Linked DNA regions of Mus musculus: region 1 is linked to region 2. Evidence: chromatin loops called from intact Hi-C (ENCODE). Cell type or tissue: gastrocnemius. All regions are shown on one strand.

The links. Peaks named below come from ENCODE experiments on the same cell type or tissue, not always from the same donor. Only the 100,000 strongest peaks of a DNase experiment are listed, where the experiment ranks them.
Region 1: a loop joins it to region 2, with 3 times the contacts of the local background. A loop is called at or near these places in 11 of 42 quality-filtered maps.

What each region holds. Positions count from the first base shown.
Region 1 is chr13:114,928,109-114,936,108 of GRCm38, reverse strand. It overlaps Itga2 (integrin alpha 2), which reads left to right and starts at 4,009. Exons shown (of 30, transcript NM_008396.3): 1 at 4,009-4,233. The coding sequence starts at 4,176. In gastrocnemius, a CTCF peak has its summit at 4,187; DNase peaks (open chromatin) are centred at 4,013, 4,220 and 4,611; H3K4me3 peaks cover 2,192 bases; H3K27ac peaks cover 1,218 bases.
Region 2 is chr13:114,827,034-114,835,033 of GRCm38, reverse strand. Mocs2 (molybdenum cofactor synthesis 2) reads right to left here. Exons shown (of 6, transcript NM_001113374.1): 6 at 5,614-6,745. The coding sequence ends at 6,677. Itga2 (integrin alpha 2) reads left to right here. Exons shown (of 30, transcript NM_008396.3): 30 at 1-1,953. Among named protein-coding and RNA genes, the nearest start is that of Mocs2, 13 kb to the right of the region's middle. In gastrocnemius, CTCF peaks have their summits at 345 and 3,375 (motif pointing left); no DNase peak of the experiment used is centred here; H3K27ac peaks cover 2,230 bases.

The DNA of each region.
Region 1 (8,000 bases), 100 kb before region 2:
TCATATCCAAAGTTTTATAACAAGCAAGCTCACATCTCTGAAAGACAATTGTAATGGCAAGTATAAAGTGCAGAGAGAAGACAAAAATGGAGGAAGTACAGAAATTATGAGAAGACTGTTGTCTTAGGTATTGTCCTGTTGGGGTGAAGAGATACTATGACCACAGCAACTTAGAAAATAAAACATTTAATTGGGAGCTTGTTTATAGTTCAGCGGTTTAGTCCATTACTGTCGTGGTCTGGAGCAGGATGGCAGGTAGACAGGAAGACATTGTGTTGGAGCAGTAGTCAAGAGCTACATCCTGAAGAGGCAGCAGACACACAGAGAGAAACACTTGACTTTTGAAACCTGAAAGCCTACCCCAATGACACACTTCCCACACCAACAAGGCAACACCTCCTAATCCTTCTAACCTCAGACAGTTTCCACTCCCTGGTGACTAAGCACTCAGATATATGAGCCTGTGGGGGCCATATTGATTCAAACTGTCATCTGATAAGAAATCTTACAAGCAACAGGGCTCATGGCACAGGGTGTACAGAGCTGGTTTGGTAATAAGGTGTCCTAGTGGTAGCCCTGAGGAAGAGAAGGAGAGAGGTTTCTAGAATGGTGGTTGTATTGTATGAAATAAGCAAGGTGACTTAGAAGAGAAAGGATGTCAGAAAGGAACATGGGGAACTGCTTCTGGCTCCTCTCTCCCTCATCCAACAAATTCTGGTCCAGCTTTGAGAGAAGAGAAGACCTAGGAAAGCCTCTTCCATCCACCATCAGTTTCAGATCCAAAGACCCGTCCAAGTGCTCAGTGACGGCAAAATTACGTTCACAATAATACTGAGCGGTCAGTCGCCTTTGCCACTGACATCATAAGACAAATATTGAGTGATGGTAATCAGCGTGGAGGGAAGCAAGGGACCAGTGAACTTCAATGCTGCAGAATATGAAGAGGCCTTGATGTGTGTTCAGATTTCTTAACTAGTTTTAAAGAAACTGAGTTTCCTTTTTCTAATCCTCCATCCGCAATGGAACCTCCCTGCCAAGATGAAGATTTCACACAAAACCTTTTACTGGGAAGATCGTTGGTCTCAAGACTGAAGTCTCTGACACTACACAATATGGAAAGGGCAAGATCCAGGATATGGAAGGGATCCCCCCTGATGAGCAAAGGCTGGTCTTTGCTGGTAACCAGCTGGGAGATGGGTGTACATCAGACTGCACTCAAAAGGAACTCACCCTGCATTCTGTGCTGAGATTTCCTGAGTCTTACACCAGTCCTAGGAAGAATAAGCAGCAGACAAAGAGGGGTAAACTGAAATGCTGGAGAATGGACGAAAATGGCAAACATGATCACCTTTATCAAGAGCATCCTTTGATGAGTGTGGAGCTGGGGTTTTTATGGCCGTCCACATTGACAGACGTTACTGTGGCAAGCATTCTCTGTTTAACTGCTCCAACAAACCAGGAACCAAGTGATAGTGTATGAGTTAGCAAGAAGTCAAGAACTAAGGACCATTGGGGGGAAAATACTGCTTATTAAATTTTTATACAATTTTAGAGGATTATGTAAAATCATCACAGGTTTAGAGACTATATAGTTCTGTGTTACAATACATTAAGCCTTATGATTTAACTCAAAGGACATGCAACAACAGGGTCACATGCTGAGCCAGATATGAGAATTAACATGTCTTTTTAAAAAGACAGATATTAGAATAATTAACAAAAATATAGAGCAATGCCATTCTTTTGATTTACAATGAAAAAATATTTTCTTAAATATATGACATTTCTGCAAATATGTAATAGTTTCTGGTATTAAAAATTAATACACAAATATCTGAAAATTCTCTGTTTTAATATTTTATATGGTAAATGTAATTTTTAAAAGTTCTTTAATAGTTTGAATGGCATAAAAAGGACCTGAGGCTACAGTGGGAAAGCCCAGCCCTTGCCTATTTCCTGACGGGGATGTGGTTTCCAAACTAACTAACCCAGGCAAGGTATGTGTTAGGTAAGACTGCCAAAATTATTTTCTTTCAGCTCCTTCATGCTAGTTAAATATTGTAACCCACAAATTTGCTCTTTGTTTCCTAACATTTTTGCCTGCTCTGAAAGAAACTCTACAGCCCCTTATCTGACCTGTGTCCAATAGCAGTATGGTGCTCATTTATCCTGTTCTAAGAGCAACACGCCCCCAAAAGATATGCTTCCTTCTCACCAACTCAGTCAAAACACATTACGAAGAGCCACCCTGCTTCCCAAACAAGAGTCTGCTGCAAACAGAACTCACATTTCAGTGAGTCAGAAGGGAACAGGCAGATAGTCATCTCCTTGAAACCTGGCAGGCTTCCTACCAGGAGTCTGAGCTGCCCGGCTGTGTGTCAGGGTTAGTGAGCAGTCACCTCAGAGCTCTCTGGTCTTACTAAGCACTCAGAGCACCGAAGGTCAGAAGTGTCTTTTAGGGTGTATAAGTAAAGAAATAGTGGGTGAGTGAGGCAGCCTGGGGGCTATGAGGTTCGAGGGTGCTGAATATAGGACATTAATCATAAGTTCTAGCGGCCGGTGAGCTCCAACTTGGTACCGTCATGAGTCTAGCTGGTCATCCAGTCTAGCCTATTTGGCAAGATCCAATCCGGTGATAGACTATCGCAACACAAAAGGTGGATGGTTGTAGGGAATAACACTTAGGTTTGTCCCCTGGCGGGCATACATGTGTGTCTACACAAACACACACATCAGCACACATAAACCTGCACACATATGCACACACACAAAGAAGTAGAGGTTCCAGTTCTACCTACCGTTTTATAAATAGGTTTAAAGCGTTTGGCTTTTCCCAAGTGGCTACGTCTGTCCCACCTGGAAGTTGCTCGCTTGCTCTATGGACCTGGGGAGTCCCTTCTTGCTCAGAGGCCTGCTCCCAAGAGATTTTGAATGAGCAATAGCCATTAGACAAGCAATTCTTTATTTTACAAAACCTTTTGAGTGCTTCAGAAAGTAGGCACTGGAATAATTCTAGCCTCATCAATGGGCAGGAACCTGCGGCTGAGCTTCTACGGATATTGGGTTTAAAGACGATTAAAAGTGCATGTTCTATTTCTTGGATTCAAAAGTGAAAGACCCAGATGAATGCTGTCTTTCCAGAATCGGAAAGTTTGGGAAATGGCAAGGCACGAGCTCAGGAGGAGAGATTCTCAACCCGTGGGTTGCGACCCCCCTTCCATCGGTGTACCCTAAGATATTGGGAAACACAGATGTTACATAACAATTCAGAATCAGAGAAGTAGCAACGATAATAATTTTAAACGATAATAATGTTGAGGTCACCACAACATAAAGAACTGTGTTGAAGGGTCGCGGCACTAGAAAGGTTGAGACCCACTGCATTTGAGCCCCTGTCAACTCTTCTCACCTGTCCTGAAATAAATCAGGTAAACTCAGTGATCCAACTCCTCATCGTCTCAGAAATGAACAATCCCCACCCCCCTCTCTCTCCCTCACACCCCTCTGTGGTGCAAAAATAGTACCTCAGGGATAATCATAGCTTGAGAGCAGCTCTTTCTGATGACTTAGTGTCGAACCTGGTCATTCCGAGCTTATTTCTGTCCCTTTCTCCACCCACTCAGGAAAAGCAGAGAAGGGCACACACTGTTCAGGTCCCCTGGCTCTTCTTCTGAGTTATTGAGGGCTATGGCTTGATACAACTGCGTTGGGGGGTGGAGGGAACTGCCTAGGAGTTAGTTTCCTGTGGACAGAGGACGAAGAGATGTTGGTTGTGGGTGGATCCTGAGCTCTTGGGTCTGGTGAGCTAGAACAGTTTGGTACAGGTAGGAAAAAGCCACCGGGCTGGAGTCGCGTCCGCACTGTCTGTAAGATGCCGAGGGCTCCGTGGGCGTCCATGGATCTTGACTCCTTTTTCAGAGCGCTGGAGGAGCCACAGACGCTGAGGGGCTGGGCTCCGTGGGGCGTGGCAGGACAGATCCGGAGTTTGCCCAGGCTGGAGGGGCAGGCAGGGGCGGTTCCTAGCTCAGAAGCTGCAAGCAACTTTTCCTTGCTCTCATTCAGGCTGGAGAGAACTCCTCCGTACAGTTTCTGGAAAGTCTAGCCTCTGGGAGCCCTGGATCGAGGATACTGTGTGCACCCCCAGAGCACTTTAGATTCCCCAGCGCAGACCCAAGATGGGACCGGGACAGGCAGGGGGCGCGCTCCTGCTGCGGCTGCTAATGCTAGTTCAAGGTAAGTCTGAACTCCACTGCGCGTCCGCGTCCGAGGCTGGAGAGACCCGCTTTGGTCCTAGAAGACCAGGGAGGGATCGAGTGCTGCTCTGGAGCTGGCGATGTCTGCTCTGCATCTATGTGGACTCGGGATCCAGGCTTCGTGGAGCCACTTGAACAAACAGGACAGACAGACAGACACAGACACACAGACACACACACACACACACACACACACACACACACACACACACACCCCACATCCTCATTAAGACGTGTTTCACCCGATCAAGCATCCTTCAAAGTCATCTTTCTAAGAGGTTTGGGTTTAGAGATGTTCTCACACCCACAGATTTGGAGCGTTTGTGGGTGGCCAGCAGACCACGCATCCAGCCTCCCAGCTTCCCGCGGATCCCCAGCAGGTGCTGAACTAGCTCTGAACCAGGAACCGGGGATCCAGCTCTGGGCTGCAGCATGCAGCTCTCAAAGGGTGGCTTTGCAGGAAACTTTGATGTGTATTTTTCACCCCGCGCGCACAATGCCCCCTATTCTTATTTCAGGAAGGAGCACTGGTGTTTCTTTCCATAGGAGGAAGAAAAGCCAATCAACTAGGCAGAGGGGGCACTCTTCCTTCCCTCCTGCCTTCCTTTTATTGTTGTAATGTCCTTCAAAGAAAGTAAATTTAGGCTGGTTCTCTCCACTCTCTTGATCCACAAGGCAAGGGGATTAGCTGAGACTGGTGCCAGGCTGCCTGACCTGACTTCCTTTGCATTAAGTAAGGAAGGAGAGTGGGGAAGGCAGGCTGCTGAGAGGCTCAGGAGAACTTTCTCTCCACCTTTATCCACAGCCTGGTCATGCCCAAGATGAAGGATTTTAAGGTAGTTGAGGGGAGATGGGAGGGGACGGTGTGTGTGTGGGGGGGATTGCATTAAACAGCTAACAAAATAGCAAAGTGGTCACTGGATGTCACTTAATTTTTACAAAGAAGGAAAGTATTCCTTTTTTTTTTTTTTTTTTTTCTAGACAGGGTTTCTCTGTCTAGCCCTGGTTGTCCTGGAACTCACTTTGTAGACCAGGCTGGCCTCGAACTCAGAAATCCGCCTGCCTTTGCCCCCCAAGTGCTGGGATTAAAGGTGTGCGCCACCACGCCCCAGCAGAAAGCATTCCTTAATCTGTGCTTCTCTGAGGTTCATCTTTCTTTAAGGTTGAGGAAAACTAGTCCAGGTTCGCCTTGTGGAATTTTTTGTCTGTTGGAGAAGAGAGAAATATGTCCCTATCCCGATTCTGTCGCAGACACAGAGCACTGCTAATTGTTGGGACGCTAACCTGTGCCCCCATGCCTCACACATGTTCTGCCCTAGAGAAACACAGTTGATCTGAGGGGCCATCGGGTCTAATCTAGGGGTTTAAGACAGTTGGATTGGATTCTGACCTTCAGACTCTGGAACTCTCTCTCTCCTAAGAGGAACTAGAAACCCAAACCCTGGCTTTTCATCTCTTTTTAATTGTCGGTATTATTAAAAGGAGCCATCGAAGCACAGCACCATTTTCTGATCTTTGAAATGTTGAGGCTTGTTCTGGGAGGAGCCCTTGAGAAGGACCTGGGTGGAATGTGTTGCCGAAAGGCATGAAGTCAGGTACCCAGTTTTCTTCTGCAGTTAGTTAATTGGGATGATTCAATGTCAGAAAGCAGACAGGATTTATATGACACCTGTATAAAATGACTCCACGTGTTTATTTCTCTCTTTCTGGTTCAGTTGTTTGTATATCTAAGGACCACATTTTCTCTTTATTTTAATCATCTAATTAAATAAAATCATACAATCAAGTTTTGCCATTTAAGAGAGCAGTGGAGATTCATAAGTGGGCAACATAATTTTGGATATTTTGGGTATCTAAGGTTGAGATGCAGCTGAAAGTTCTAGGTCCCTGGTACTTTAAACTTTCATTTTATCCTCCCTATATGAACATTTTGAACATAGCACTAAACAGACACACTTATTATTATTTATAGATCACAGACATGCACAATTGTGATGCAAATATATACAGAAGTTAAAATGTAAAGGCAAGCATAAATGTGTGTCTCTACACCTTACATTCTCCACAGCACACGGGCAGACAACACTAGACGCAAACTCATTTTGGATCTTATTTTAGCACTTAGATTCAAATCTCTTTTTCCCATAATCCCCTCACGAGTGGATAAGAGGAACAAGCACTCAGTTTTGTTCCATACATATCCCTTTTCATTGTTCACGGGCAGGCCAAGGGTGGAGAACAGAGATCATGTGACACCTAGGAAATATGTAAGTTAAGTGCACATACAGAGAAGAAACCAACTGTACCCTTAACATGGATGGAGTCACACACTCTCCAGCTGGCTCATGGGCCAAGGAATTCTCCATGAGGATTCTCAATCAGAGCTTCTTAACTGCCCTCTGAGAGGTCGACCCTCTTCCTCGTAATAGCCTCCTTCATCTGTAAACTAATCAGTAGATTCCGCTCGTGGTAAATGTCTTCCTTTTGACTTTTGCTTTCCTTTATAAAACCCCACTCCCCTGGTTTGTGTTCTCTTTCTCTCTCCTCTTTGCCATCTCTCCATCTCAGAGGCTCCTTGTCTACCTATTAATTAATAAATAGTGTTGGCAAAGTTCTGTCCAAGTTTTCAGTCTCACCCTCACACTTACGGTTCTGCCAGTTTTTCCTACCCATCTATGCAACGTCTGCCACCACCCAGGTCAATCCCTCATTCTCTCCTATCAGAACACCTGTAACTTTGAACCTGGCCTTCCCATTTTGTTTCTTGTCTTTCTAGTTGATTGTTCTTATTGCTACCTTTCTTTTTATTATTTATTTATTTATTTATTTATTTATTTATTAGATATTTTCTTTATATACATTTCAAATGCTATCCCGAAATTTCCCTATACCCTCCCTCTGCCCTGCTCCCATACACACTCACTCCCACTTTTTGGCCCTGGCATTCCCCTGTACTGGGGCATATAAAGTTTGCAATACCAAGGGACCTCTCTTCCCAGCAATGGCCGACTAGGCCATCTTCTGCTACATATGCAGCTAGAGACACGAGCTCTGGAGGTTCTGGTTAGTTCATATTGTTGTTCCACCTATAGGGTTGCAGACCCCTTCAGCTCCTTGGGTGCTTTCTCTAGCTTCTCCATTGGGGGCTCTGTGTTCCATCCTATAGATGACAGTTAGCATCCACTTGTTCGTAGCAGCCTTATTTATAATAGCCAGAAGCTGGAAAGAACCCATATGTCCCTCAACAGAAGAATGGATACAGAAAATGTGGTACATTTACACAATGGAGTACTAGTCAGCTATTAAAAACAATGAATTTATGAAATTCTTGGGCAAGTGGATGTATCTGGAGGGCATCATCCTGAGTGAGGTAACCCAATCACAAAAGAAGTCATTAGATATGCCCTCACTAATAAGTGGATATTAGCCCAGAAACATAGAACACCCAAGATACAATTTTCAAAACACAAGAAAATCAAGAAGAAGGAAGAGCAATGGGTGGATACTTCATTCCTCCTTAGAATAGGGAACAAAATACCCATGAAAGGAGTTACAGAGACAAAGTTTGGAGCTAAGACGAAAGGATGGAGTATCCAGAGACTACACCACCCAGGGATCTGTCCCATAATCAGCCACCAAACCCAGACATTATTGCATATGCCAGAAAGATTTTGCTGAAGGGACCCTGTTATTGCTACCTTCCTAAAGCAGTAATCTGCGTTATCAATCCACACTCTTACTTCAAAC
Region 2 (8,000 bases):
GGCCTTGTGATGTAAACAGACTCACTCCAGGGAGGAGTGGTCCTTTCCTACCGTTTGCCCCTCATTTCCCAGACTAGACATTCTCTAGAAGAGAGTGGGAACAGGGGGGTTCAGGGACAGCTGTAAAACTCACTTTGTCACACACTTTATGCAAAAAGCTTTGGCCTGGTCTCTAGGAACTTCATTGTTCTCCTTATGAAAGAGGAAGTCAGGGTTAGGGCTAGCCAGTGACTCAATCTTAAAAGCCACCCTTAAGAATTTCTACATCCTCCAAAAATAAGACCTAGAGATGTCAGAGAAAAAAACAACTTGTCCACGTGTGGATGGATGGCTCTGACTGCCTTCGTGCCAAGCCCCTGGGTGGCAGTCCAGAGCTACTTGGACCACTTAATGGCTCACTCCAGCCTTGATAAAGCCAAATAAACAAGGAAAAAAAATATTAGCTGTAAATGTCAGAGAGGTACAGCAAAAACAGCTTGGTACTCTTTTAGTTACGTGATCCAGATTCTTTTAACGGCTGTGTCATTCTAACCAAAATTTTAAAGGGTGCAGAAACCAGTCATTAGGTTGCTAGAGAATATTTCACACAGCATGTTAATTTATTGCACACTCGTGTGTATGTGTGTGTGTGTGTGTGTGTGTGTGTTAGCCTGGTTACAACTAAGACTCAGACACAGTCCTGTCAGCCATTTCTCAACCCACCCTCAGCGCTTTGAGCTTAGCAGTATTGTAGTATTGCCATTTTGAAGCAGACAGTTTTAGGAGAGAAAGGGCTACCTCACACCTTGCAAGGTTTTAAGCAGCCATCCCTGGCCTCTACTGACTCCTTCTCCCATGATTTTGACAATAACAAATATCCCCAGGTCTTACTAAATGACTCCTGTATTTTTCAAGGAATTTTAAGCAAAGATGTTTCTAAGAAATTATTGGGGGTCAGGTAGATTGTATTTGAGAGGAAATTATGTGGTCCATTCAACCACAGCTTTGCTTTATAGGACTCAAAGTTGTCAGGGTAAAATATACATCTCATAAATGGTAGATCACAAAATGTGATCTTAAGAACCTGAGTGGCTTCTTGCATGGCCACCACACGACAGCAACACAGTGACACAGTCTAATAAAGAAATGGGACTCACTTAAAAGTCACACAGCACTCATTGTAGCAGCAAGCTATGACCGTCTAACTGGGCAGATGCCTTTCTAGTTAGCAGTGTTATTTTTACACGACAGTGAAACTTGCCTCTTTAACTGTGAAGAATAAAGACAACTAGGCCAATTTACTCTAGTCACCTCAGTGATTATTCCTGATACATAGCTGAACCCGACATGTGAAAATCTCACTAAGATTTCATTGAACAGAAGGCAGGATTCTCAGCTGAGCTCCCTCATCTATCTCCATGCACACAGAGAACAACTCTACACACAAAAGGGACTCACCCTTCATGTACTTTCAGGAAGGGCGGAGCCATCAGCAGGAAAAACATCCAGAGGCAAAAGATAAACATGGGGGGAAAGTTGGAAGTACAATATTTACTACTTTAAAGTATAAAGACATAGCCATTGTGTAAATATATAGATTGTATTGTTTGTACTTGATTTTGGCAAAGGAAGCCGAGACGTAAATGTATATATTGCACAGCTGTATTAGAATTGTCTATTTTTTAAAGAGGAAACTGTCCTATTTCTCAACTGATAAGTACTCCTGGTAAGATGTAATATTTGCTGGTTTTAATTAAATGTGTCTTGTCATTTTTCTCTCCACCAAAAGTATATAAGATGGATGTATTTCCTTGTGTATCAACTTAGTGAATTTATCTGACTTCTTAAAAACAATCAAACTGTAGTAATTGACATAAAGAAAAGCCCAAGAGCCAGACAGAAACGTTTTATTTAACTGTAAATCATCCTTTTCATACCCTGTTGTTAAGTATCATTAAAAGTGTTTTGACAGTACGCTGCTCTCTCCTTGGGTTCTTACTGCAACACTACACATATCAGTACGTCTTAGGGACTGCTTTCGCTTCAGCACACATTCAAAGTTTAATTCTAGGCAACTCGAGCTGTCAGCTGCCTAAGTTTCTGTTCTCACAGAAAATGAAAGCACCTGATGTGCTGCAACCTGCAAAGCACAATTAAAACATTTGAATATTAAGTGGGGGAGGGGCTTAAGTGCTTCAAAACTTCAACACACTGAAATGAGCACACTGCAGATTAAAGCTGGACACAGTTACAGACTGCCATCACTGTGTGCATGGCAGACTGCTGCAAAATTCAGGAAAAGTTTGAGGGTGTTGCCCCTCCTCTCAATGATAAAATAGCTCCCAATTAGGTATCAGGCATTCTTTCATGTGGCCTTCTACCTGAACCAAACAAAACCAAACCAAACACTGAAACTGTGTTTAAGATACAATGTTGGAGGGAAGAAAAAGGTTGTTTTGGTTTTAGTTTTCTGGTATTTAAAAAGTTGCATACAAAGTATTTTCAAGATATTCTTTCCCCTTACTCAACTCTTCCCAGATTCTCCTCACCTCCCTACTTATCTGTGTTTTTCTATCTCTCTCTCTCAAAAATAAAATAAAATAAAATAAAATAAAACAAACAAAAGTAGCACAAAAAAGCATGGAATCCACTGTGTTGACCACCACAGGGTCTGCCCTGGAGGGTGGTTGATAAACTGAGTGACACTCCATTAATGTCCATTAATGTCCCAACAGATGTCAATTGCAAACAGTTAGTTGGTCAGGGTGGTCTGCTTCTCAATGCTGGTATTTAAACCTTATCAAAGCCATCATCTGTCCCAGACAGGTCGCTGTATAATTTTATATTTATTCATGTGTAAAAGGTAAGTGACTCCTCTTATTAATTCTATATTAGTATTAAATTAATTAATTATAAATTAATTCCATATTAGTATTAAAAATTATAAACACTTTTTATTATTTTTATTATTATTTTATTATTACTATTTTTATTATTAATTCTATATTATATTATATAATTAATTAATTAATTCTATATTATATTATATAATTTTATATAAATAATTATATAACATATTATATATTATATATTTATTTATTATTTTATATATTTATTAATTCTATATTAGTATTAAAAAGTATAAACACTTCCTTAACAGTCTCTCCCTATTAGGGTGCTATTATTATTATTATTATTCCTTAACAGTCTCTCCCTAATAGGGTGCTATTGTAACTTTTCATTTTTTAATAAGATAGCAATTAAAGATCAGACATTAGGTCTCACTTAAAGACCACTCCAGCCTTATAGAATGGCTACAATAAACTAAACTTTTTGATTCAAGTCAATACAGGATTTAAGTCAGTCACAATTATAGCCCTGCATCTACTGCCCTCTGTTGGATGATCCAACTAATTACAACACACAGTAGTCTAGAATTGCTTGCCCAATTAAATTTAATCAGATGCTGGTTCACATCTGTATGTGGTACCACTTCCATGTCAAGTGTGTTCCATTTGAGACACAGTATGTGAAGCCAACAGCACAAGTATTCATTCGGTAAGTATTTGAGAACATACTATAACCTCATGCACTGGTTAGGCACCTTGGTGAACCTCGTGCAGCTGAGGCTAACGGAGGTGATAAGCTACTGCATGCAGTACTTCAGGTAGCATTAGGTACCGTAGCAAATATGAGACAGAGGAGATGGACGGGATTCCACTTTCATGCAGGGCAGTCTGTGAAGGCTCTCTTTAGAGATAACATTCAGAGACTAGAAGAAAGAGAAGCAGGGCACATACATCTCAGAGGGAAGACTAACCTAGGAAAGGTAGGTGTAGCCTGCCCACACCAGCCTCAGCAAAGCAGCAAGCCTGGAGCAGAATGGGAGCTGGGAGGAAGGCTACTCTGTTGGATCGCAGAGGTAACTCTGGGACCTGGGGTCCCAGTACCTGTGAGAAGCTCTCACTAGGAAGATGTGTTAGGCTGGAAGTGGTAGAGGCAGAGGCAGCGTGGCCATTAGGTGATGCCTGTAATCCACGAGGCCTGGACTATGAAGGGGGAGTAAAGAAACGAGATTCAAGCCTCACCCAGACATCCTGTTAGCCCAGGCATTCACACTCAAACTGTCAAAACCAGGACCCAAATGACGGCTCTGTAACCACTTCTCTCAAAACATTCTGAAGCCATATTGTGACCTTGCATGACCTTACTCAAAGGATAAAAATCTAGAGGCTCTAGATGCCGTCAATGAGTGGACATCTGCTACTGTCTCGTGTGCAGACAAGAGCCTGTCCATTCTCTACCACTCAAGGCATCTGGAGCATACACATGAGCATACACATGAGCTCACGATGGTCGTGTTTCCTGCGGGAAGTCTCCTCAGAACCACAGCCACAGTCCAAAGGGAGCAATCTGTAAAAGACGCTGCTCCTTTTTAAAACTATTCCTCTACCTGCTTTAAGAGCAAACTGGCAACTACTGCGTGTCAGGATGACGTCAGCCCCTTCATCTCTCAGGAACCAGTTCGCTCTGCCACTCCTGCTACGGTAAGGAATAGTGGATCATCTGTTGGATTCCAGTGCTGGGCCCTGCAAACTTTCAACGAGGTTCTATTCCGGTTCTTCCAGCACGTCTCAGGTCACATCCTACATCTGCGTGCCAGAGACTTAAAAGCACAGGCTGGGTCCCACACTGTATAAAGCCTACTTAATGATAGAACAATTCTTTAAAACCATTTCTAACTGCTCTATGTTCTTTAAAAACATGATCTTCAATAAGGTCCTTTTAAAGAACATTTGAATAGGACAATCTGTTTGTTGTTGATTGGTTTGTCTTTGTTTTGTTTTGTTTTGTTTTGTTTTGAGACAGGGTTTCTCTGTGTAACCCTGTTGTTCTGGGACTAGCTATGTAGACTATGATGGCTTCACACTCTGAGATCATCTCTAATGCTAATACTAAAGGCATGCACTACCATTCCCAGTTCTAGTAGAGGTAGCTTAAAAATTAAAAGTACCTTATGTGAACATTAAAAGCAACATATCAATGCCACAGCTGTGAAGTCCTAATAATATACACAGGTCTACTAACTTTATCTGTTTTCAGGTGTAGAGGAAGTGACTCTACCCCGAAGCCCTTGATCCCCCACATAAAGAGCAAGGCTCGGAGGAAGATCAGGAAGGTTCTAGACTGAGAGAAGGCTGAGGCAGACAGATGGCCATCGATCACTACGGGAGGGGAATAGGGCTCTTTCTTCCTTCTCAGTGTCCTATGTACCCAACCCCTAGGGATGAACCAAGAACACAGACAAGTAACCAGGAGATTCCTGAAGCTGCACAACTGTCCTGTCACTCACAGCCACTCAGGACAGATGATCTTCCCATGACAGTAAAGGTGGAGGGCAGGGTTGTCAGAGCATAGGCAGTCTGAAAACAGTCCTTGAATATATGCGCTAATTAGGTAAAAATGTGTTTTTCCTGGATATCACAGGAATAACCTTTCAAAACAAGAGAAAATCCTTTCAATCTAAGTGTTTAAAAGTAGTTTTTATTCTCATTGTGAGCAAGGATAATTCTATGACAATGAATATGTGTGTGTGTATGTGTATATATATTCACACAATTTATCACATATTTTGATATTATATATTTATTATATATATATAAATGCCTCAGCAACCCTGGAACTGGACTTACAGACTAGTGTGATCTGCCAAGTGAGTGCTGGGAATTGAACCTGGGTCCTCTGGAAGAGCAGCCAGTGCTCTTAACTGCTGAGCCATCTCTCTAGCCCTGCTAGTATTTTAGTTCTTTCTGAGCTTAGAATGTACCTTCAGTCTTCCCAGTGAACCTGTCTGAGGTGATGGACATGTTAATCGTCTGGGTTGTGACGATCTCACCACAACACAAGCATCACGACACCACATTATAGAACCTAAGTGTATTTCACTTGTCAAATATATGTCAATAAAGCTGGAAACACAAAGTGTACGAGATTTGTATATTCAAACCTGCCATGATAAATTCACCAATCAAAAACTGGATGCTTAGTATAAATATCTTGCAGAAAATTTAATTTGTTTAGTCTTAACTTCACACAGGCTATTGTTACATAAACATTATGAAAACTATCTAAACTACTTTAACAAATAACTGCACAATCTCCTCAAGCAATTGTGGGCCAACTTTTAAACATACATCATTTTAACATAAACCACCTTGTTGCTAGTTAGTTTTATAACAATTTTATGCTAATTTGTACAGTGATGAGAATATTGACAACTAATCCCTTAGGTTATTATCATTGACTAAAAAGGAGACAGGATCTATTTTTAGACTGTTTAAATCATGATTTATTTAGATTCACTTTTACATTATGTAAATGAGTTTCTGATTCTGCCAGTTTTTTGGTAACACATGCCTGATAGTGATGCTCTCAGTACACTCTGGGACAGCAAGGTCTTCCTGAGACAGCTGAAGGTAAAAGGAAGGCTGCAGCGCACTGCGAGCTGGTTAGTTAGGAGTTAGTCACAGAAGGCTGAGTCTATTGCAGACATCTTATCACAGGTTTAAGTCAAGCCCTTTCTCCCCATCTTTAAGTCCTAGGCAGCCCCTCATCCCACACACTCATGCACTTGGCTATTCTCCGTTTGTGTTAGCTATGAGATTATCAAATTTTAGACTTAGCGCACCACACTTGACTAGTCACCAGCTGCCCAGAAGCACTCTTTGTTTCTTTTCCAAGATGAGGTTGATTCTTCATATATTTCCTAAAAACCAGAACGAGAGCAGGTATTCAAAATGCATGTTAATGAGAATAAAATACTCTGAACAAATGAGCCCAGTAAATAGCACATCTATATGTAGATGTGCACTCTTTCTAACAACATAAGGGACATGAGGCACAGAGAACACGGACATAAATACATGTCCCCTATGCAGGCTCCTCTAACTCCAATCAGGAGGTGACAGACCAGAAGCTGTCACAAGACATGATGCAGTTACAGAAGAGGATAAGCGGAATGCCTTTAGCTTTAAACTGTACTTCTTCGCAAACGCACCGACTTGAACATCACTAAGAGAAAGGGTGGACTGGATTCCCATCAGTCATGAAGCTACATGAGCACAGGGAAGTGATTAGAGAGGCCTGTGCTTCAGTCTGGTAGGACCTCTGTGCAGTGCCCTAACCTGCCTACAGCCCCTTTTCCTGTGTCTCAGATGATCTTCACATGTGGGCTAGGCAAAGAATCCGACCTGAGCTCTGAACAGGAAGTAGAAAGCCAACACCTCTTGGCTCGATCTCATTCCTGCAGTGGGATAAACCCAAGTGCTAAACTGCTGAATTTCTTTCTGGGTTTCCTCACAGCAGCTATTGAAATCTTTGGTGTGTCGGGTCTGCGCTGCACCTCATGGGGTAGGTCACCAGTGTCCTGTTTGTTCCCAGACAAGGTCCGGGTTCCCTGCTCTGTCTGCCTGCCTCTGAGCACCCGCACTGGCCCAGCCCTCCAGGCATAAAGTGAGAGTGTGTGCCCACTCACTGCCTGCTCTCACTTCAGGGCAGAGCCTCCTCTGAGGTTCTCCCTGTTATCCTCTCCTCTGCAGAAAAGACAGCTATTGTTGCCATCTGGCTGGAACCTTGATTGGAGCAGTCTCAACCCCTTCCCCTTGCCTGGGCTTGCCTCACATTCTCTCAGAACACGAGCTCCATGGACACATACCCTACCTTGTAATTCCAATGTAGTTCCTAAAGTCTTTAGCCCACAGAGAGGATCAGGTTTTACTCAGAAAATACGATGCCCACTAAATTTCACAGACCATGGTCCTGCTTGCTCATCTTTCCCACTGACTGAGGCAGCCACTGCTTTCAGCATGGTCCTGGCCCTGTGTGAGCTTCTTCCAACCTTGGAGCTGCCATTAGTTTCTTGGCTTTGGAACAGCCACACTGCTGAGGGCCACTTGGGCTCTTAGACTCAGATGCATAAGTACACATTCGCATGTGCAGAACTGTCCCCCAATGCTGCTACC